Linked DNA regions of Mus musculus: all the other regions are linked to region 3. The links are chromatin loops, found by intact Hi-C in ENCODE. Cell type or tissue: heart. All regions are shown on one strand.

What was found. Hi-C counts contacts between places; a loop is a spot of excess contacts. Peaks named below come from ENCODE experiments on the same cell type or tissue, not always from the same donor. Only the 100,000 strongest peaks of a DNase experiment are listed, where the experiment ranks them.
Region 1: it touches region 3 in a loop (2.5-fold over the local background); 3 of 42 quality-filtered maps call a loop at or near these places.
Region 2: a loop joins it to region 3, with 12 times the contacts of the local background. A loop is called at or near these places in 5 of 42 quality-filtered maps.

What each region holds. Positions count from the first base shown.
Region 1 is chr3:107,554,948-107,562,947 of GRCm38, reverse strand. It overlaps Ubl4b (ubiquitin-like 4B), which reads left to right and starts at 7,875. Exons shown (of 1, transcript NM_026261.2): 1 at 7,875-8,000. In heart, a CTCF peak has its summit at 3,582 (motif pointing left); a DNase peak (open chromatin) is centred at 3,517; H3K27ac peaks cover 1,278 bases; H3K27me3 peaks cover 4,501 bases.
Region 2 is chr3:107,575,733-107,583,732 of GRCm38, reverse strand. No RefSeq gene overlaps it. Among named protein-coding and RNA genes, the nearest start is that of Alx3, 15 kb to the left of the region's middle. In heart, a CTCF peak has its summit at 4,052 (motif pointing right); no DNase peak of the experiment used is centred here; H3K4me3 peaks cover 1,176 bases; H3K27ac peaks cover 877 bases; H3K27me3 peaks cover 3,763 bases.
Region 3 is chr3:107,480,127-107,488,126 of GRCm38, reverse strand. All of the region lies in intron 6 of Slc6a17 (solute carrier family 6 (neurotransmitter transporter), member 17), which reads left to right. Among named protein-coding and RNA genes, the nearest start is that of Kcnc4, 25 kb to the right of the region's middle. In heart, a CTCF peak has its summit at 4,604 (motif pointing left); a DNase peak (open chromatin) is centred at 4,606; H3K27ac peaks cover 300 bases; H3K27me3 peaks cover 420 bases.

The DNA.
Region 1 (8,000 bases), 75 kb before region 3:
GGGCTTTGAGGGGTAGAATGATGCCCAAGTTCTGTTAAGTTGCAGTAGTGACAGCTTGACTGTTTGGCCACCCTGTGACATGGCCTGAAATGCTTCTCACATTGGAACCTCTACTACCACTACAGAGATGTTTTCTGGGATCCTTCCAAGACCCTTCCTGGGAAGGCTGCCCAGGCCGTAGGATGAGTGGATGCTCAGCCTACTTGGTCCTCACTGTCTTCCAGGCTGGAAAGGCCTCTTCTTCCTTCTGTGCCCAATGGTCACGTGGCTTGGGTTGTGACTATCCCCGCCCCAGAGATGCATCAGTGGGTCAGGGAAGGAGGACTGGAAATGGCCCATAAAAATCTTGGGCCCCCTGTAAACACAGAGCAGGGGCCTTTGAAAGCCCAAAGCACTTTTATGTGCTAGTTAAAGGGCCTTCCTGTTGTGTCGCCAGGATTTACGGGAGGTGGGGGGGGGGGTGCAGGAGGTGATGAAGCCAAGTGCAGCCTTCATCCACTGACATACTGACTTCCAGAGGGAAGGGCAGGAAGGGAGGACCTAGGAACTTCTGGCAGTCACATTTCACTTCAGGCAGGGACTCCATACCTTGAGATCCTGAACCAGCCTGTAACCCCCATCCCCACCCAGGAGGGGCAGTGTTGCTGACCAAGGCAATGAGATGAATCCAGGTCAGTGGCATCCACAGCCACAGGGAAGGAGACCCAAGACATGGGCAGAGCTCACAGGACAGAGTGGGAAGTGCACAGACTGCACTGTGAGCCGATGCTTCACGGGAGATACCATTTCATGGCCCCTACCCATTCTCAGCATCAAATGCCAGCACTGAGGCACTCCTGGGAGGGTCAGCTCCATCACAACTTATGAGTAAGAGACTGTCAGGCTGCCTTCCTATAGCACCCAACAGGAATGTGATATTTGTGAATTTAAACCTACAGCAGAAGCCTCAAGGTCAACGAGTTATTCTCTCCCCTCTTACAACAGTGAGCCATGCCATCTTTTTCTCTCTGGCAGGAGTGGCCTCAGCCCGTGGGAACTGGGAAAAGAGTCCCTCCCTGACTCACGTGGAAGAAGGAAGGTGCTGTTCTTCGCTCTTCCACAGCACTATGTGCTAACACATTTAAGGGCCCGTTGAAACATCAGTTCACGACTCGGCTCACAGGTGCCTGTGTATAGGAATGAGGGAAGCAGCTGCCACTCACTGCTGCTCTGAAGACAGGCATCAAGCTAGCGATTGCCCTGTTTCTGTCCATCTTCCTGACTCTTAGTGTGAGAGACACTATTCAGCTCAATTAGCTGGTGTCAGAGGGCACACAGTGACTTTGGTCTCTGAGACCTGCCTGGTCTATCACACACCTCATTTCTCCGCTGGTTCTCGCTGCCTGCTGGGAGACTCACTCCATCCTCTGTCCATCCATTCAAGGAAGCAGCAACCATAACCACTCTCAGGAACCTGGGGTCCTTAGCTCTGTTCTCAGACAGGAGGATTCCCACATTGACCTCCCCGTGATCCCTCTTCCTGGTCTCCTGGCCCGAGGTGGTCACAGGGCCTCAGGCCTCTGGCATTCTTCTCCGAAGCTGCTGTTCTCCTCTGCTCCTCTGCGACGCTATTGAGTTTCCTCAGGTCTGGTCAACCAAACACTGCCATATGGGGGGAGAGTTACATTTCCTGTATATGTGTCAAAATATCTGAGCGGATGTGAAATAGATCAGACATGTATAAAAATAAACTTTTACAGGGTGACTGACTACTCCCCTCCAGGGGGAACGAATGGTTCACTTTTCATCTGGGGCCCAGAAACTTGGCTGGGGCCTTAGGGACCACTCTTCACATGTGACTCCCTATGGCCGTCCTGACTCACTTCTTTGGGCTTAGGGCCAGCTTCTCTCCTGTTGGCATTCTCTCCAGGGGTCCTGGTTATGGAAACCCTTCCCCACTAGGCTGACAATTAGCAGGGCACCTTCCTGGGCCCCAGTCTCTTACTCTTTTAGCTCTCCCCTTTTCTCTAACAACCTGTGACAGTATAATTCAGGGTCCCAGTCTTGGTTACAGTAGGACCACCCCATCACCTCTTCATATAATCAGAGCACGCAATGAGCACACATTAAATGCTCTTTACCCATTGTGTGCATCCCTCTGTATAAAAGGGCAGGGACTGTTTATCCAGTATTCCTGCCTATATCCTACTAAGACTTCTCCACTCATCTGCTTCTCAAGGTTCGGTGTTGTCGAGTTATCTCATCTATCTCCCCGTTCCTTGCTAACTCAGCATCTTCATGGATGAAGGTTGGCTCTCTTTATTGCTGAGAGAACTCAGCACTCTTAGCACCGTTATCAGAAATGGCCCCCTAGTTGTAGCCCTGAATGTTGTGTTCACTCCTGCTGCCCTTGCAGGGAGATTGGGAGAGGGTGTCAAGTGGGAGGATACATAATGGTTTGGGACAGATCAGGAGATTCTGTCACCTGGAGCATCCAGACCCTGGGATTTCTATCATTCATGAGCTACTGGCTCCCGGTCAAGCCAAGAACCTAGCCTTGACCCAGCAGGAAGTAGGGAGTGGGGTCTCAGGTCTGGAAACCCCATGTTCATCACACAAACTCAGTCCAGACCCAGAGGCATCTGGCCTGGAGAGACACTCAGCCTTCTCACCTGGGTATAAACCAGCAGGGAAGCAACTCAGGGTTGCCTTGTCTGCCTCTCCCACTCAGCTTGCTAACCCCAAGGTTACGACTGTAGATGTTCCCATCCCAGCTGAGCCTGACATCTGATGGACAGCAGCCATCCTACCAGGTAGCCAGCGAGCTTGGGAACTCAGCCTGGGTTTAGCCAGGCTATCTATTCCCTGGCCACCGACCCACTGTCAGACCTTAATGAGTTGCTCTTATCTAAACCAACTGCAAATTCTAGAGATGAGCTCAAGCCCGCAGTTGCTCAATCTATGATCCTGGATCTGGATGTTGGGGGGGGGGTGGAGAGGGGTGGGCACCCCGTTAGTTCTATGGGCATCTTCTTTACTCTTGAGTTTACTTTATCACATTTCATCCACAAAGCTTCAGGGCAGAGAATTCCTGCCACTGTGGCTGATGACATAATCTTCACATGAAGAGTCACCTTGGAGGTAGGGAAGCATTCATTTCAGCCATTCAGGTTCCACACTCTTCAACACGGCCTTGTCCAGGTTGGGCTCTCAGCCGGGATGTTCTTGTTGCCTCTTTGACTTCTTCAGCTCTTTCCGAGGCCTCTTTCAAAAAAGTCATCTGATTTGCACACCCTACACCCTCTGCTGTTAGTAGCAGCTTCCTTTCCCTGGCGATAATTTAGGTCCTGAAGAGTCAGACTTATGTGTTCCCTCAAAATATGTGCCTGGCTGACCTCTTCTTCCTGGCCCAGAACCCTATTCAGTGTGGGCCCTTGTGTCTATACCCCAGCCGTGACTGACAAGGGCTGGACAGTCTGTGAGAGGTGGGGTTCATGTCAGGATAAAGCTCTGTACCCGAGGTCCAGTCCTGTGTGCCAAGACTTCACAACAGCATGGTTGGTCATGGCCACCAGGGCTGGCCAGGGAGGTCACCAGTGACATCTAGTGGCCACAGCCAGATGTCACAAGGTAGGAGTTGTGTTGGGCTCTGCGACCAGGCTTCTGGGCTGCACCAGCAGGTTGCAGGCAGGCCTCTGACTTCTCTGGGGCTCTGGGACAGCAGCATGGGGCAGGACTAAGGTGGTTAGGTGTGAGAATGGAGGTCTGGACAGACACCAAGCTGCTCATTGCCACCAGAAGTTTGGCTTTTCCCTGATCTCTCCCATCTGTGCCCCTCTGGGCTCCTGTAGTCTCTCTCATAAGATCTGCCATAGTCCCCTTGCTCACAGAGTCCCCTGAAGAGCTGCCTGTCCTAATACAGACCTAGGCTGGAGTGCAGAGCAGCCTCAAGGAACCTCTCCTAGTGACAGCTAGACAGCTACAGAGGACAGCGCAGGGTAGGTCTGAGGGTGGGTCTTGGAGGACTTAGTAGCACTGGGCTCTCCTGGGCCTTACACGTGGGTGGAGCTTCTGAGTGCTAAGGTTCCCTGAGCTGGAGGAGGCAGGAAGTGCCTGGAGTGAAAGAAGTACACTCTCAGCTCTACCCTGGGATAAATAGCTTCCCAGGTGGACCCCACTTTCTCTGACAATCATGAACGTTTTCCACTTGGAGGAGAGGGGAAGAGGATGGCGTTCTCAGAAGAGCAGCCCGCCTGCGTGCTTTGTACTTCACGTGAACTGCTTCTGCCTGCCCCTGCATCTCTCTCATCTCTCTTCCCCTCTCCTCTTTTTATCCCCTTCCCTGGTGCCCCTCCCTAGCCCATTCCCTGGGTCTCCCCTGGCTAAATATTTCCTCTGCAGGCTTTTTATACCTGTCCTCTTCCTTCTTGCTTCTGGCTGTTTCTAGGTCTTGCCTTGACTTCCACCTCCTCCCTCATCCTTGGCATCCCCTTCAAGGCTGAGCTGACATCACTCAGGTAAAATAACAACACTTCATTGCGCTCCGGTGGTGGTGGTGGTGGTGGTGGTGGTGGTCAGGTGGACAGAGATCATAACTTATTTCCCTGATAAGCCTTCATACAGAACGAGAGAGGAGGCAACCCTGAGTTTCCTGCACTCTGGAGCCCCTCAGCTGTCACTAACTTGCCTGCTCACCCCATCTTCCCCTATGAGCTAGGACCAGCCTGCAGAAGACTATACAGGTAGGAGCAGACTGGGAGTCACTGTGGGCATGCTTTCAAGTACCGTGGGGTCTTTCTCACTGTTACAGGAGTGACAATAGGAACTCCGATTTCTGGTAGTGAGTTGAATGCCACATTTAATATCTCTGCAGGTCAGATGCTGTGGGTTCGCACCTTAGCTTCAGAAAGATGCTGGGAAGTGATCCTAACTCCTATCATCTACCGGTGAAAAATGGGATCTGAGGATTAACCCATTAAAGGCAGGCCCCAGGCCAGCAGGTGGACAACAGGTCTAATTTTATGATTACCAAGGTTCAGTTAGCCCACGCAGGAGCACTGGGAGACTCTCCCATCCTATCTGCCCCTCAGACATTGCACTGGTCTCCAGTGATGCCAGTAGCTTTTGCAGTGTTCGTGAGAGAGATCTGAACCCATGACCATCCATATTCTCTGAGCACATTCATTTCTTTCCCAAGTCATCAAACCCACTCATTTCAGAACATCTTCCCCTCTAATTATGACAATCGTCTGATTGTGTGCTTTGATTACACAATTATATTTTATCATGTTAATTGCATAATTAAGACAAGCAGTTACATGGGGGGGAGGGGAATATTTCCTAGCTCCAAATGGGATTCCAGTACCCAGACAGGTGTTTCTTCTGTCCCCTTTAGGAGGGGCTAGAGACTCCAGGGGTTGAGTAGTGACCATTTCTCTCAGCAGTTGCGGGAGACATTGATAATTCAGTTGTTACTGTTCTCATGGCTCTTAAGTCTCTGTCATAGGTGCACCTGCCTACACATAGTCACAGGCTATGGAGAACTGAGCCTGTGTTATGGCTTCCATGTGCTTACAGTCTGGGGAGCTCGACCCAAGTGGCCATCTCCAGAGACTTCTCATGTCTGTGGCAGCTCAAGCCTGGATAAATGGGCCTTCAGAGGAGGGTCTAGATGCAGATGACTGATGATATCTTCTTCCTCCGTGCTCCCAGCCTCCATGCTCCAAGCTCCCTTGCTTCCTCCAGAACCCCCAAGCCTGGGACAGACTACACCTCACCTTCCTCTGTCCCCTGTAACGTTCACTCAGATTGCGCCCTCCAGAAAGCCTTTGTGGGTTAGTTCTGCTGGGGCATCTACCGTAGGATGACTCCAATCCTGTCTATCCAATGATTTGTTCATCATGGGGTCCTCTCAAGGGACTGAGGACTCTTAAATGGCCCTTCAGAAACCTTACTTACTCCCTTCATCTGCACAGATGCCTGCCTGTCAGTCATGGCCACAGCCCTACCCACACTGTGTGTACACTTGCAAATTTAGATTCATTTTACATCCACCAGGGGAACTGGCTATTTAAATAAGTGTTACAGAGGAGCCTTTGGTAAATCCTGATATCACGTTCTGCTTTATTTTCTATATAATTTTGGATTTTCATCTTTCTAGGGGGAGGGGGAGGGTGAAGGAGAGGCTGCAGGCAGGGTTATGTCTTTCCACAGCTTATGTATTTGGGTCCTGCATGATCCTGTGTGGCTTACGTGTCTAAATCAGGTCTTTTCTACTAACAAATGTGTGTTCAGGGCTATCTGTATATAAAACTCAGTGTGCTGAAGGCATGGGTACCACAGTGGATGAGACTCAGACCCTGCCTTTGAGCATCAGAGGGAGGGACTGGGGTGCATATGCTGGATGCACTAGAAAAAAAAATGGCTGCACAGAGGCATGTAGGATTACCTTTGTCAAAGTCTGGGGAAAAGCAGAGAAGGCCTCACGGAGGAGGTGATTTTTAAGGCAGGCAGGGTTTGCAGGATGAGTTGGTAGTGTTCAAATGAGGAAGCAAGCAGGAACAAAGGCAGGTTCTCATGTTTGGAGTAAAGGGTGAAAAGTGGGGGTGCAATGAGAGTGGGTGATAAACAAAGGCCTAGGCCAGGAAGGCCAGTGGGGACCAAGGAAGAGCTCAACTCTGGGAGGTTAACATGAGGCTCAGTGTCTGGGATTCCTGACTGGTGAGTGCTGTGAAACACAGTCTGGGTCATCTGCCAAGAGTGAGAATACAGGAGTGGGAGAATAGGTGTAGTGACAGTCTACGTTCCCATGGGAGAATAGGTATAGTGACAATCTGAGCACCCATGAGAGAATAGGTATAGTGACAGTCTGCACTCCCATGGGAGAACAGGTATGTATGGTGATAGTCCACACACCCATGGGCTTTTCTTTCAGCTGCTGTTAGATGCCAAAGAGACAGGAGTGAAAGTTGAGCAAGCATGGGACAGGGTTGGAGTAGGGTACTGTGGATGGGCAGGCTCAGGAAAGCAGTGCTTATTGTCAACATTGTCATCCTCTGTAGGGTCAGGGCTGTGGGGAAGGAGAAGTCAGGCAGAGATAGAGGGAGGAAAGGATGAAGGGAAAGGAGGATTTGGGTGCTAGGAAGAACTGAGGGAGTCTCCAATGCAGTCAGCTTATCTACTAGGGTTGTTAACTCTTCTAGGGCTACTTGCTTCTCAACCAAGAAAGTACCATCCTTTTGGGCTTACTCCACCTGACAAGGGTTTGGGCCAAGATCAACAATGTGTTGCAGTTGAAGCCTGCCAAACGCGACACTCAAATGCCCAAAAAATATCCTGTTTCTTGTGCACCTCTGACCCCAGAGTCTGCCCAGAGCCTGCCTGAGGAAGATACAGAGATGTTTTAGGAGGCAAGGTGGGCCACCCTAAAGATACAGCTATGCGCCTCTTGCTATAGGATTAAAGGAGCTTACACATTCTCCTCCTGCAAGGAAGGCATCATCAAAGCACCTTGTAGGATGTGTGGATTGAGGCTACAGATTCAAGGCAGACACCATTAGTGGCTCTGTCCTAGCTTTCCGTGCTGGTGTTCCTGGGGGCTCCGTGATTTCTCTGGCTGACACCAAGAGAGCAGGAAAAGTACTCAAGGCATGTGCTGAAAGAACCAGCGGCCATGCTGTTGGGATAGTGCCTTTCCCTGTTCTCTTTCTCTGTTCCAGCTTTCATTTCTCCTAGGCCTACATTTTCTTTCCTGGTCACCCACTCTCCCCCAACTCTGTCCTCCTTCCCTCTTTTCTCAGGAAGGAAAGCTGCTTCATGTCCACAATGCCCCTCTGCTGTCCCTAAAGTTCTGTTCTGGAAATGAGCCCTCCTGTAGCATTATGACATCACTGTGCATTAGCTAGTGGCTGCCCATGTGGGCTGGGCCCTTGCCCTACTAGGAGCTGTGACAGAGTCACCTATTGGGCCCTACACCTTCAGGGCAACTCCCAGAGCATGGATCCCTCCTGATTCCTCTCTGG
Region 2 (8,000 bases), 96 kb before region 3:
AGAGTGAAGGTTGCAGAGGCAGCTCATAGCATTTGGGGAACCTCCTGGTGTCCAAGTATCTCCGCTGCGCCCCAACCTTGAGCCTCTAAGAGTCAGTTATTATTTTGAGGGGAGGCAGCGGGGCGCATATGGGAAAGGAGGGGTATGTGGGGAAAGTGGAGCTATGTGTGGATATGGTGAAGGGGCTGCTCCTAGAGCCGCTCCCGCGCAGCACTGCGGGAAGGCCGGATTGCGCTGTCTCCTCCCTAGCATCCTAGCGGGCCAACAGGGGTTGATCCGCACCGGGCACAGTTCACCTCCAAAATGGGAATAAGAGAAAAATTGAGATAGATAAAAAGCATTCGAAGTTTAATGTCAACTTCAAGCCTCTATAAAATCAGATCAAAGGAAACAGGCGCTTAGCTTCCTCTGAGATCTCCAGGGGGTTCGAGGCGCTCACTAAGTCCTGCCCGCTGCTGGCCGCGGGGCGCGCTCTTCTCTCCAGCCGGGGCCGAGGGCTCGAATGAGGGCCGCAGCGACGTGAGGCCGGAGTCCGGCTAGGACGCACGCGATTGTCACAGGGAGCGGTGCTTGGGAACTGGGGACCGCCGCAGGGTGACATCCCGGCCGGTCCGAAACAGAGGCGGCGAGGAGGTTGAAACGCGCGAACCGGGAGCGCGGCGAGCGAGAGTCCTCCACTAACTATGATCGATCGGTCGATTGGAAGGACCCTCGAGGGGCGGTTGTCCGCACAGGGTCTCTGCAGTCACTCATTCTGGTCACAGGCGGCAGCGAGGTTCCAAATAGCCCGCAGCGAAGCGCTCAGTCCCGTCTGTTGTTCGTGCTGGCGATGTGGGCTCCAGGGCTTTCCGGGGACTTTGGGGGCCCAGGCTGCTGTACGTGCGCTTTTGGTTTTTCCCTTTCTATCTTAATTGCACTCTTCGATAAACATTCCGTGTATGTGTGTGTGTGTGTGTGTGTGTGTGTGTGTGTGTGCGCGCGCGCACGCTTTCCCCCACTTTCCCTTTTGTCTTTAGGAAACTCTTTTGAAAATTCCCTAAGGTGGATGACAAAATGGAGGTGCGAGTGGTCATGAGGAAACTAGGCTCCTTTTAAAAACAAAAACTCTGAACCGAAGATCTAAGGGAGTCTTCAAGGCTAAGGTGAGGAGAATCGCGAATGGAGAGAAACTTATTTTAGGAATAAACAGAGAGTTTTATTAGTAGTAAAATTATAGTCTCTTACTCTCGCCTCATATAAAAAAGAATTATAAATCCTGAACTCCTTTGCCTGTATCGGTTTTATGCACTGTAGCATTCCACCCCTCCCGACATAAAATTCCATGCCTGCAGAGCTTGCTTATAGGTGAAACCACATGTGTTTTGTGTGTGCCTGTGTGCTCACACAGTAAGCTTGTGGCACTGGACAGTTCTTCATGCATTAGGAGAAGGGTCGCTAACGCACCCAGGGAGGGTCATTTGTTTTTGGACAACTGTAGAAATTACCATGGACTCACAGCAGTAAATAAACCATCTCAAAGCCTTTAATCTCTAGCCAGAAGTTATAGGAAATTCATGAGTAGAAAAGGGGACCAAAAAAAAAAAAAGCAAGGCTAAGGAGAAAAGGTTATGGGGGGTGGGGGAGAGAGAGAGAGAGAGAGAGAGAGAGAGAGAGAGAGAGAGAGAGAGAGAGAAAGAGAGAGAGAGAGAGGCGCACTGAAGGAATGGAGAGTCACACACAGCGATTCTGAAAGGAAAAAGGAATGGGGATGGAAAAATAGAGAAGAAAAAGAGAAGGCACAAATGCAGAAGAAAGACCTCAGGAGACTTGAGGAGACAAAAGGCCCTTGCTCAAACTAGGGATATAGTGGGGTGGGGAGAAGACCGAAGCCTTGGAAGCTGGGCGCCTCCCCAGGGACAGACAGCCTCCCCCAAGGGCCCGAGCTTCTCGGGTTTCCCGATGTAAGGGAAGTCCAGGGAAGACTTTGTGGGCACAGTCTGCTTTATACCCGGATCTGATGATGCCGGTTCATTTGGTTTTTAAACAGTAGATTTGCAGTCTTCTGGGCTGGGACAGGGTCTGCTAGTCATCCTTAGAACCTGCAGATTGGATTGAATTTCGGCCACTTTGATGGTCCCTTAATCGGCTCCCAGTTTTCCAATTTCCAGTCCCCTCTGCCGGGGCTGGGGCTTGAAAGGGACTTTAAAGACTTTCCTTTGATAATGGCTCACGGTTACATATTTCCATAACAATTTTCTCTACCAGATCTGAATGTCTGATGTAGTCCCAGATGTTCTGGGGGTGGGGTGGGGGGCGGAAAGGGAAGCAGTCCCCTTTGTCCCAGGCTGCCAGGCCCTTGAAACAGGGTGAACAGGCTCTGGGAGGCAGACTCAGAGCCACACAGACAGACCTCCTTTAGTAATTCTCTGGCCCTTCTTCCTAAGCTAAAGCTTACTGGCAGGTCTCACATCCTCTGCTTGTGGCTTTGGCACCAGTGGGCCTGAGAGACCCCTATTCCAACCAAAGTGACCTATCCTGAATCCCCTCCGTGCTCTCTGCTTGGTGACAGTCCTGGATCCGATCAACTTAATGTCATAGGAGGTCAAATTGGTTCCAGGTGTCACTCCTGGGGCACATGAACGGGCCCTTCTGTAGACCTAGCATCTTCGGGGAGCATCCAGAGACCTTTTCTTCCTTCTCCAGCGTTTACTGAAGGGCACTGTGAAAGTACTAAGAAGCTTGGCAAAGCCAGTCAGCCTCCAGCTCTTGATGCCGGCAGGACCTTAGCTCTTGGGGAAATGAGGCAGGGAATGTGAGCAAGGCTGAGTGAGTGTGAAGAATGTTGGGGAGAGGTGTCATAAAACGGATGGATGTTCAAACGCAGCATCTGGGAGAGCTTCATTGGGATGTAGCATTTGTTCTGGGACCAGGGGGACATTCAGGGCCAGACTCTGCAATGATAGGGGAACTTTAGGCACGGGCATTAGCACTGTCAACATGGGGGATATTTTGAGGCAGAGAGGCATTGTGCATCTTAGTCCCCACAGGGATCTGGCAGCGCTGGAACACGTCCCTCTCACCTATTAAGTTTCACCCAGCCTTTGTGAACATCACAGCCTAGACCAGACATGTGCTGTACACTGGGGTATGGGAACAGGGAAGACAGATCCATGCTGTTTGAACACTGTAGGCATAGAACGCAAATTCTAGAAGCTATCTGAGGCAGCGTGGGCAGAGAGAGGACAAGCAGGCAATTCTACCTCTGTCTCAGCCACACCCACCCCACTTTGTGTACTTCCACCGAAGCTTCCTTTGGGAGAAGGCTGGCAGAAATCAGGGAGGCTTGGCTTACAGATGAGGACAGGATTTCCCTAGTTCATAGGAGTTTGGCTGTTGTGAAAAATAGCTGAGGGACTAGTTAACTAAATGCAAGTGTGAAATGTATCAGAGACCAAAGCTTATGATTAAGCTCTAACCCAGTTCTGGATGCTTGAACTTCAAAAAAAAAAAAAAAAAAAAACCCAAAAAACAAAAACAAAAACAAAACAAAACAAACAAACAAAACAGAATCCAGCGCTGAAGCTAGAGAATGTCTCCATGGTTAAGAGTGCTCCTTGCTCTTGCAGAGGGCCTGGGTTTGATCCCCAGAACCCGTATGGTGTCTCACAACTACCTGTAACTCCACTCCTAAGGGTATCCCACACCCTCTAGGCCTTGCAGTCACCAGACATATATGTGTTGCACAGACACTGGAGCATGCAAAACAATCATACACATAAAAGAAACACATCTGAGACAAAACAAAACAAAGACCCTTTCCTGTCCCTGCTCCTCTTCCCTGACTCTTTGGTCTGTGGATAGACCATTCTGCCAGGTTCTATGGCTCAGCTTCTCACGTCCTGCTTGCTTCCAGTCCCCGGTTAGCTGGGAATGGCTGGGTTTCAGCTGTTTCTAGAATATTCAGGGGCCCCATCCTAGTGATACTTGAAGATCAGGCCCCAAAGATGAGGCGACTGAATTCAGAAGTCTCACACTCCTGCTCCTCTTAAATACCATGGGTTGCAATATAAAAAACTGCCACCAGGGGGCAGAACATAAGTGCGGGGCTCCCCTTCATGCTTTGGCTTTGGTCACTGTGTTTGCAGAATTTACCTAGAGCAGTGATTCTTGACCTGTGGGTGGCAACCCCCAAAGACCATCTGAAAACATATATTTCCATTACAGTTCATAACAGTAGCAACATTACAGTTATGAAGTAGCAACAACAGTAATTTTATGGTTGGGGGTCAGCACATCTGGAGGAACTGCATTGAAGGGTCGCAGCATTAGGAAGGAATCACTGGCTTAGAGCCTCTTCTCAGCACTTCCCATGGACTGTACCAACAGGGGATACTGGAGCTCCTTCTTGTGTGAAGCTTATGGTCAGTCCACTGGTGGCTTCGGTGATGCAAATCTCCTCGTCTTAGGTGGGCAGAGGCATATTGTAAGCAGTCCCCAGCCTCTTCCTATCCTTATCCCACCATTAATTAGTTTTGCTAGTCTATAGATACCTAGCCTCTCACAGTCCCACTGGCTTCCTCAGGAGCAGGATCCTAGGCCGGCCTCTGTCTTTCCAAAAGGCCCTCATGTACACCTGGCATGTACACTTGGGCTCTCTGCAGCTTGGGCTCTTGAGAGAGCAGGATGCTGGAGCCCAAGGTCCAGATCTCTCAGTTAGGAGAAGCCAAACCATTTCCTATCTCCCCACAACCCACCTATCCCAAATGCTACCTTTCCCTTGACCAAAGCTGGTGCCTGTGTCCCTCCCTGCTCCCCAGCTTGAGAGTGGATGCCTGCTTGAGGATGTATTAACTCCACTCTTCTAAGGTGAGGAGATTGCCACTTGAAGGATAAATGTGCCTGTGTGCTTGTGAGTGTGGGGAGGAGAGTAAGAGGTAGGGAATACTGACAGTTTAATGAGGTACCACCCTCCTCTTGCCTGCCTAGGGCCCATGGCCAAGACAAGTATCAAGCACTTTCCTGTACAGGTCCTTGTGCTAGGTACCCACAATGAGCTGGCACACTGTGTAAGACATAGCCCTCACAGGGAGGAAGGCCCCACAGGGGTAGGGGGAGGAGTAAAGATCCCACCTGGGCATTGAAGAGTTGTGTCATCTCCAAGTTCAGGAACAGCCAAGGCTGTGTTTGTCCTTTACCTGGAGACTCCAAGTGTCTGGCAGTGGGCCTGGCACACAGTAGGCATTGCACTAAAACTGTGGAACGCACACAATGGGAGAGCAGAACAGAAGTAAAAAAGGCAATCAAATGAGGGGAAGCAGGTTAGTCCTGTAGTCCCTTACCTAGGCTGGGCCTCAGGTGATCCACCATCCCATTTTTGAACCTGAGAGTCCTGGTCTGGGAAGTCTCTCTGAGTCTGAATAAACTGAGATGGTTTGTCAAGGTTTTTCTCCTTGAGTTCAGGCTGTCCCTCCAGGACCTTCCCTCCCTGGCCCTCATGTTACCCTTCTCTGCCAAGCAGGGTCTCCTCCAAGGTCCTCTGGGCCGAGCCCTGCCCCAGCCATGACCCCCCAGTCATGATCCCACAGCCTGACCTCCAGGGCTGTCCACTTCCCTTTCACTCAGCTATTCCTGATAAGAAGACTAGAAACAGGTTTGCCCTTTCACCTCTGCATATCTCTCTGAGGAGCCTGCAGGTCCCCACATCCTGGGTCACACCCTGAGAGGCCCCATGCCTCCCCCAGATTGTGGGCCAGCAGCTTTGGCGGGGTGTGGTGGTGGGGGAGCAGAGGCCACAGCCCTCAGGAGACAGGCAGCTCCTTATCTTGGCTTAAGAAGGTCCTAGTGCTTGCTCCTAAGATACAGAGCTCACTGGGCAGAATGGCAAGCTGGCTGACCCCTCCCCAGGTCTTTGACTGACATTCTGGGTGGAACTGGCCGGATGTTTCTCCTTCTTAAGAGACACAGCCTCAGGCAATACAGCTGTGCCTTCCTTAGCCTGGCTGCAGCTGGAGGTACTGAGAGCCCAGAACCCACACTTCCTAGTTTTGGGATAACATCACTGGGCCAAAGGTCTCCAAAGAAGGGATGTGGGGGCTTCTATGAGGTCCCAAGAGGGTCAGCATGACTCATATCTGATTACCTTCTTCGATGGTCCTTTGGATTTCTGTTCATCAGGGTCTGACGTTCCCACACTTGTGTGCTCATCTGACTGATTGGCAGTGCTGGGTGGACCGCGTAGATCTCAGAGTTTGCTTGGGGTCTCACTTTGGCCAAGCGCTGCCTGAGCCAATGTCACACCAAAACCCATTCCAGTTGTGGAGGCATGTGATGTCTGAAGACATTGTCCTCTAGAGTGGTCAGGTGCCACTTTTACTCCTAGGGCCCAGTGCAATCTCTACTGATGTAGAGCGGATCTCTCTCAAATTTGCATCAATCCGTAAGCTTTTGAATTTGTGGACTTGAGGTGATAAGAAATAAACAAGGAATTTTCCCCTTTGGTGAACTCCCACTAGGGGCTAATTGGCATCTAAAATGGGCATTGTCCACCTGTGGTCAAGGACAGGTGATGAGCCCCCTGTGTGCACAAGGATGTTTCCAGGGCTATATTTTCTTTCTGTATCTTTAGGGTCATGTTTTCCAGACGTTAATCGCTTGAGTAGAACCTCTGTGGATGTGGTTACACCAGAATGTGCGTGTGTTACTAACATCTTCCTTTAACCTACTGTACACACACATACACATGCAAATACATGAAAATATCTTTGGGAGGAAATTTCACATCCTTACTATAAATGGAATATGAGTAGTAAAACAGAGCAGCTACAAAAATAAACAGGATGACAAGGCAGTAGTGCCACTGTGCTGTGGCTAAGGCTGCCTCTACAGAACTTTGAGCCTCAGGTTTGCTTTCTTATTATTTTATTTTTTTCTTTGATTTCAGTTTTATTGCATTATGATGAGGAATGATACATAATTTCAATTTATCTGAATTTGTTAACATTTAAAAACATATTTTGTGTAAATAGACTTAAATCACATTCTTCTTTCCCTTTTGTACCCCAACTCTTCCTGGAGAGCCCCCCTTTAAAACCTGCAATACCTTTCGTTTTTTATCATATTCTTTAAAATTTATAAAATATTGTAACAATAAAAATGGGTATTATAAAAGTTGTTTGATATAAAACAACAATCAATTGAACAGTCTTATGTAGATGTTTGTCTACAGCAATACTGAAAATACATACGTTTTTCTCAATATAAATTTCAAATAACTCTAAATATATTAACTGTATGTTTTTTAAAATAATATATCAGCATTATTTTTTTTTAATGAACATAAATAGAAAAAGTCTTTTTTTTTTTTTTTTTTTAGTAGAGCTTAAAAATCTTGGCTCTTACTGTGGTACAAACACAAAATAAGAATAGTTTTTGGACATTGGAGTTTATTGTAATAAGGTTGTACTTCAATGTCCCTCACATCACCAAAGGATTTTATCTTCATAGTAGTTAAGCTAAGAGTTGATAGTTCTGTTGCACCAAGGAATGAATTGTAGGCATGATTTTTGGATACAGATTTCCTGCTATGGTCAAAGCTATTCAACTTGAGTGATTGCTGTCATTCTCAGCCTGCAGGGAACAGGTTACATTCATTAAGAAATGGTGTGTGTATTAAGATGGCCTATCCATGAAGTCATTCATCAACTGTTTCATTGAACAATGGTTCTGCTTGGAGGGTAGCACAGACATTAGGTGAGGGTAAGGTTCTGGTTCATTGGCTATGATGATTTTGAAAAGCATTCATCCTAGAATAAGAGTAATTTTTGGGCTGGGGAGATGGCTCAGTGGTTAAGAGCACTGACTGCTCTTCTGAAGGTCCTGAGTTCAAATCCCAGCAACCACATGGTGGCTCACAACCATCTGTAATGAGATCTGATGCCCTCTTCTGGTGCTGTCTGAAGATAGCTACTTATTTATAATAATAAATAAATCTTTGAGCCGAAGCAAGCAGGGATCAAGCAAAC
Region 3 (8,000 bases):
TCTGCTCTATCAAGGGCACCGAGGCAGCCTGTGCTACTGTTTGCCTGGAGTGAGGTTTCTATTTATGGATACCTCCATTACTGTGCGGAGAAGATGACGCCACAGTCAGCACCAGCCATTTAGCAGTCAGTGCAGGATGAGAACCACTGTGGAGAGGTAACTGTTTTCGACACATAAGGTAAAACATGGGCCTCTGGGGCCATGATATGAGAATCTCTGTGTCCATTTAAAGTTCTTGATACCATAGAGTACCAGGTAAATGTCCAGAGGTGCCCAGGATATGGGCACTGTTATGTTAATATAGGCTTCAATGTCAGTAACATCCCAAGAGATCATGCCATTTGTCATCCTGAGCAGAGTCCAAGGTAATTCTGGCCATGGCATCTCAGACTCCTTTCAGACAGTGCTGGATGATGTGAGAGGTCCTCCCTCCTTCCCTGACTTCTTCCAACATCAGAAATCATCCAGGATACAGGACCTATCCTTTTTGTCCAGGCCCACAAGCAGAAAGCCAGTGGATCTGACGCCTGCTGTGCGACCAGGATGCTGGGATGATTCACTAGTGCCTCTGATGGAATAGTAATTGGTGTTAATGGCTACTGAATTGCTTGAAATTCCCAGACAGCTTTCCCTTATCATTTTTTCATCTGATTGCAAACTTATGTCACCATAGAGAGCCCTGTAATTCTTATGTAATTTGCCCAACATATAATGGTGAATTAGGGAGTTCTCTGAACACATAAACTCTCAGAGTCAGAATTATAAATATTCATATTTTTGGCCCCGTAATTTCACTTGTAGGTATTTTTTTTCTACAAATGTAATCATATATAAACAAACTGGTCAGTGCTCAGTATTGGTTGCTATGGCATTTATTTTAGTAGCAAGAGATTGACATGCTCCAAATGCCTATCATTTGTCTTTGCATTCATCCGACAATGGCTCACTGGATGCCAAACGCTGTTCTAAGACTGAGATTCAGTCATGAGTACAGCAGACAGATTTCTCAGCCTTCATAATGGGTGATATAAGCTAAGATCCAGCACTGAGACTGACTGCTGTGGCTGAGGGGTGAGGGTTGGGGGGGGGGGATAGAGCAGAGAACAAAGGAACTGGGGTATCTAAGAGAAGAGTTGTAATTTTATACATAGTAGTCAAGGAAGGCCTCATGGAGAAAGAACATTTGAATAGTCACTCTAAGGAGTCCCTTTCTCCTTAGCTACATGCAGATGTGGAGATCACACCTTCTGTTCTAGACAGAGAGACAATGAATGAAAGGAACTTCAGGCTGGGCCATCTTCCAAAACCTAGGTGTGCTAGAATGGAAGGGAGAGAGGGTCTAGGGGGGCATGAGGCATTTTTGTCTCTGTAGGAACTATGGCCAGTGGAGGTTCTGGGCAGAAGGATGGGATAATATGGTCACCTGGAGCCTCTTTGAAGGCTGCCATAGAGAGTTCAAGAGTAGAACAGGGAGGCTTGCTTGTGAGGGTCACTGGGTGAGAGGCAACTGCCAGCCAAGAGATGATGGAGGAGTGAATTGGTTGAGTTGAAGAAACACTTAGAGAGCAGACTCAGGAGGGTTTGCTGTTGTTTGGATAGGACATGTGGGAGGAGCCAAGAGGAACTCCAAGGTCTTTTGCCTGAGCAACCAGAAGGATGACGATGACATTTACAGAGATGGGAAGGATGGTGGGAGAAGCGGAATCTAAGGGGAACACTCAGAGAATTGTTTTGGATGTGGCAGTTTTAAAATGTCAGATAAGCAGGTGGAGATGCTGAGTGGCAGTTTGCTCTATGAATCTGGAAGAAAGAGGTGAAGGAACAAATTTGGGGTTCCTGGGTAATGGAATTGAAAGCTGTGGCTTGGCTTGTGTCACCTGGAGGGTGAGGGCTGTCAGAAGGGACCCAGCTCTGGAGCCTCCATGTTTATAGCTTGAAGGAAAAAGAACAGGTGAGGGAGGCAGAGAAGGAGGAAGAAGCACACATCCTCCTGCCCCTAGGCAGAGTGGAGAGAATGTCTGAATAAAGATGGAATGTTCACATGATAAAGACCAATCAGCTGGCAACAGAAGCGGCATCGGTGGCCTTCATGGGAGATGCTTTGGTAGAATTTGGGGGACCAACTCTAATAGTAATAGAACGAAAGAAAGTGAGGTAAGGAGTCAGAGACAAGTAGGTGACAGCATTTATATTTGGTAGTTTCACTATAAAAGGAAGCAAACAAACAAGACACACAGAGACACACACACACACACACACACACACACACACACAGAGAGAGAGAGAGAGAGAGAGAGAGAGAGAGAGAGAGAGAGAGAGAGAGAGAGAGAGAGAGAGAAATGCAGTAGTAAGTGGAGAGGGCCCAGGTCAAGGATATTACTGCAGAATTTATATAATGATTAGAACAATCCATCAAACACTGGCAGGCTAGAATTGAAAAGAGCTTTAAAAAACAGCCTGGTGTCTCCATATATGAAGCAGCAATTCTACCTGAGATCTTAAGAAAACTCAAAATGTGATTTCACAGGAAGTTTGAACATAAAGCTTCATAGCAGAGTGGTTTATAGTAGACCTGAAGTAGAAACAACCAAGATGCCAATCAGCTGAGGAGTGGACATAGAAAGCGGGGCTTGTGTATAAAATGGAATGCTATCCATCTCTAGGAGGGGATGAGGTACCCGAGCTGTGATAATGGCACAGTCAATAATAGGCATGCTATGCAAGCCTGAGGACCCAAATGTGACCCCTAAAACCTACATAGAAGAGCCAGGCATGGTGGCATGTACTTGCAACGCCAACTCTGTGGACGGAAACATGAGAAGATCCTTGGGACCTGGTGCTCAGTCAGTTTAGGTTCTAGTCTAGGCTACCAGTGTTCAATGACTTAGTTAACCAGTTAGATACCCTGTATCAAAAACAAACAAATAAATGGTGGAGAGCAAGGAAGAGATTCAAGGCTAACCTGTGACTTCCACCCATGTACATACAGAAATATATCATCATTCCCTATGATCATGTATATAACACACACACACAAGAATAAAGTAATTCATGATAAATGCTACAATATGGAAGACCCTGGAAAACATTAAGCAAAGTGGAAGAAGCAAGACATAAGAGACTACTACATACTATGCAATTCCAAGCATATGAGAAGCCAGAGCAAGGAAACTCATAGAGACAGTATCTAGCAGTCATGTAGGGCTGGACTTGAGGGGAGAGATGAGGAACAACTGTTAATAGAAACGTGCTTTTGTTGAGGGGAAGGGAGAGGCTCTACATTAATAGTGGTACAGACTGCATGACTGGTGTGCTAAAAATCGTTGAACTGTGCACTTTAAAACGATCCAGATGGCATCAGGGAGAGGCCCAGTGTCCTTGGCGGGGGAAGAGCTGGTGTTAGCTTGATTCAAAGTTTCCACATCAACAAGAGAGAGCAGCCCCTGGCAGCATGCTGTCACGGAGAAGCTGTCGGGAGGGAGAGGTTCTAATGGTGGAGTCTTCTTCTGGTAGAGTTATCTTTCTCAGCAAGGTAGGAAACCAAGTGGTTATCTGGGGAATGAAAAAAGGAAGGAACACTGGAGAGCTAAGGAAGTGTGAGTGTGAAGTCATTGTCCATTTGGGAACAATGGACAGGCATGGCCCTAAAAGCCATCTGGTAAATAGGACTCAGAAGTGGACAGGACCTTGGTAGCTAGTGGACCACCCCTAGCTCTCAGCAATCTGACAGTACAGCCTGTTGCACACTACTATTGTGAAAGCACATAGCCTCTGACGCTGGTGAGGCACTTAAGCAGTTGTGTTACACTCCTTACACGAATCAACTTACTTAAGGCCCCTCAGGGTAAGTGTTTTTATTATTACTGCTTCCAAAGAGATGAATTAAGTGTGGGGTGAGGCTGTGAGGAGACAGAGCAGCGCAGTTTGCTAGGCACTCTGGGACTCTGTGGGATCCCAGGAAGCACACTGAGGAAGTATGGCAACTAAGAGCAGGGTGGTGTGCTCCCAGAGTAGGAAGAGCTCCATGAGGTGTGGGAGAAATATACGCACACATGTGTCTGTATGTGTTGTAACTTGAGATATGTATTTCAGTGTGCTGTAATCTGTATAATTGTTGCTGGGAGAATTCTCCAGAAGCCAATATCATGGTTACATATGTCTGAGGAAGGAAACTGGACTTCTGGGATTGAGGGGTAAAGAAAAGGAGCCTAAAGGATCAAGAGTGTATATTAACTTCTGGAGAAAAGCAGAGGCATTCGTGAAAGTCCCAAGAACTCAAGAAAAGAGTCTGGTTGTGGGACTTCTTGACGCCTATTTGAGCAAAGACCTCTCCCATCAAGAAGATGGCCAGCCTTGTGACCTGCGGCCAGCTCATCACCCAGCTTCCACTGGGAAGGCCCCTCATTTCTTGAGATTTATTTTCATAGCTTCAAGATGGGGTGCACAGCGATTTCCCTGCCCAGGGCTGTCGGCAGAGCTCATAGGACTGCTCCCGACAAGTGGAGAACACATAGCAAGCACAAGCTATTATTGTCTCTGTCCCTTGTGAAGGTGACACTATTCTTAGGCGGTGGGAACTCTGCACTCCAGTGCCATCTGGTGTCTTGTGGCTCAGTCTGGCTCTGCCGTGGCAGGCGCTAGAGAAATGGCAGGTACTGAGAAGCAAGAGTGTGTGCTGCTGTCACGTGTGAGCTGCTGTCACTCACCACTCGGGCGGTGCTCGGCGGCTGCTTATGCATTCAGAAAGCATCTTCTATGCTGCAAAACATCTTGTTCCCTTGGCAGGAAGTGACTTAACAGCTGTGCCAAAGAAACAGCAGAAAGCCAATGCTATATCACACTGGGCACCTGGGAGGGAATGGGCTTCCCTCCAGAGTAGAAAATCCCTTCCCACCTCTCTTCTTATCCCAGTGTTTAGATAATTGGTATGACCTGTCTAGATAGTGACACTTCCTGAAGTCACATAGTGTCATCCCATGACAAGAGTCTCCTTTAAAATCACCTCTAGATTAGCTTTGGGTACCTGTTCATCTCCAACAGCAAAGTGTCCCATTTAAGCTATGGACTAGAAGCAAGGGTGTCACACAGGGCCATCTCCTCTCCAAGAGCAAGCTAAAGCATTACATGATTTTATGGGGCCTCAAACTCAATTCGGAGCTATCAGCCTCCTTCAAAATTATCTAGGGCTGGAGGGAATTGGGTGAGGATGGTGGGGGGGGGGGCGTTGGATTTACAAGAATGAGATTGGTCTCATATGGATAGTTTCTGAGACTGGGATTCTAATGACTAGAGTAGGGATTTGCTATGCTACCCTTCTCTATAGGTCATGTTTAAAAAGAATAATGACAGCTTTGATCTTAACAAAGAAACAATTGTTTCTAACAAAAATCATTACATGCCCTTCAGTCCTTCCCTGTCCCTTGCAGTGTCCCTCAAGCTTTTAGATCAGTCTTACTCATCAGTTTGGAACTGGGTTGTCTTCCCTGGAATAGCTGCTTTTATTTAAGAAATTTGACTCAAAACAGTGATTGGGCTAGACATAAAGCCACATTCCTGCTTCAGCTTCTGGGAATAATGAGAATCCTAAGAAAGTCTCATGCTTGAGTCTCAAACATGAAATCATGACACCAGAAAACGCCAGTGAAGTCCAGCATGCCTTCAAAGTATATGTAACTCAACTCATTTCTGGAGCCTTTTGGAGAATCACTGAAAATTTGTCACCCAAAGGGGTGAGGGGAGAGAGAGGGGTTTAGAAGTGACTGGCTATTTTCTTCTCCTTTTCTCTAACCTCTCCTTTTTTAGTAGTCCTACTACAGGCCCCTATTTACTAATGTCTTTTTTTAAGCTGCTTCTTTCCACTTTGAGTTCTATAGAAACTCATTTGGAGGGAAAATACCAGCACAGATGTGAGGCTATTTACAGTCTTTATTGATTCAATTGGTGTGGAGATTCCTATTGTGTTGCTGAGACCCTAAAGTGTTTGTTACAGGGTGAAGCCCTGGACCTTGCTGGGGATGTTAACACTACTGTGTCTCATAACACTGTATTATTATCTTAAAATAAAATTAGAAGTAAAAACCCCTAAGTCTAAACCCAGTTTGACACCAAAGTTAAAAAAAAAAACAAAAAAACCCTGGGCCTGGGTTTCTAATCAAACAAACAAACAAACAAACAAATTTCATTCTACATCAAAAGCCAGACCTCAGTGTTAGGGATGGAGGCCCTGAGTTTCTCCTCTCATTCTGTATATTTGTATAAACACAGGCATATACACATGTGTGAGCATACACATGCACACACACACACACACACACACACATACACACACACACACACACACACACACACACACACACACACACACACACACAGTGAGACCCTTTCTTGGGAGACAAACAACAGCAAACAGCATACCTTACCTTTGCACACAGGGTGGCACACAGCAGCACAGGATCTCTTTTCCCTGTTTCCGGGACCCTTTGTCTCCCAGGCTCCTCCGTGACCACTGGTGTAGCATCTACCCTTCAGCACCCTCGCTTGCTTCTTGCTTTTCAGGGAAAGCAGGGCTATCAAGTCAAGGACCCCTCACACGACAGACAAAACCTGCTTGCACCTTTCCTGTCTTTCTTCCTCTTCCATTTCTAACAAGTAGTTCAAAGGGCTCTTGTGGAGGACAGCTCCACTTTCCATTCCTACATCCCTGCCTCCCACTAGTTTTTTTTAGTCCGACCATCAAGCCATGCCTGATTTCATAGATTTTTTCCTCCCCTGATTAATATTCTCTCTACTGCCTTCCAAGGCTGCTTCTCTAAGAACTAGTTTGTATTTGTGGTTCTATTTCTTTCCCTATGCTGCCTCCCTTTCCTCCCCCTGGCTCCAGGGCCTCTGAAGAGCTAAACCCACCTGTTACCTCCCGGCTGCTGACTTCCTCTCTGGGATCTTCCACTGGGATGCAGACCTTCCCTTTACAATGTCCTGGCCCTGGGTCCCCACCCCCACCCCCACCCCACGCGTGCCTTGTGCCTCTTCTGCTCCCTTCAAGTTGACTTCCTCTTCTCTGCATGAAACCCTAGAGATAAATTTGGCCTCAGGATCTGTGGGGCCTCTTCTCAGTGTCTGCCACTATCCTACAGGGAGGGACACATGCTAGTCACAACCGCTTTCTCCAGCTGTGCTCTCGGCAGTAAAGCTGCAGTATCTGCCCAGCTCCCTACTGGACATCTTCCAGCACATTAAAACTCAGTGTCTCTGTAACTGCTGTCAAAACCTGTTCTGCCCAACCCTGTGGATCTCTTCTTCCCTGAGACCCATCTCCAAACCAGCCACAGGCATGGCTGAGCATACCCATCTCCAGTCCATCTTTAAGGTCCCCATTTCTCCCTCAGCACCATCTAGCGACAGACAAAGCCACTATCACATCCCACTTGGACTTCCAGAAGGTGTTTCCTAGAGCTTCCTAGCTACATACACCAGTTACTTTTGTGAATGCACATCTAATAGTGGCCTTCCTTCTTCATCCCTTTAGTGTCTCCCAGATCAAGTGCTTTCATAGAATAAATACAAAGATCTTTAAAGGCCTTTGACTCTGGATTTTCTCAGAACCACTTGTTCTACCCTACCTGCACTATCCCACCTGTACTGCCTCACTTACACTATCCCACCTGCACTATCCCACCTGCACTATCCCACCTGCACTGTCTCACCTGCACTATCCCACCTGCACTATCCCACCTGCACTGTCTCACCTGCACTATCGCACCTGCACTGCCTCATCTGCACTATCCCACCTGCACTGCCTCACCTGCACTGTCTCACCTGCACTATCCCACCTGCACTGTCTCACACTGCACTATCCCACCTGCACTGCCTCACCTGCACTATCTCACCTGCACTATCCCACCTGCACTATCCCACCTGCACTGTCTCACCTGCACTATCCCACCTGCACTATCCCACCTGCACTGTCTCACCTGCACTATCCCACCTGCACTGCCTCATCT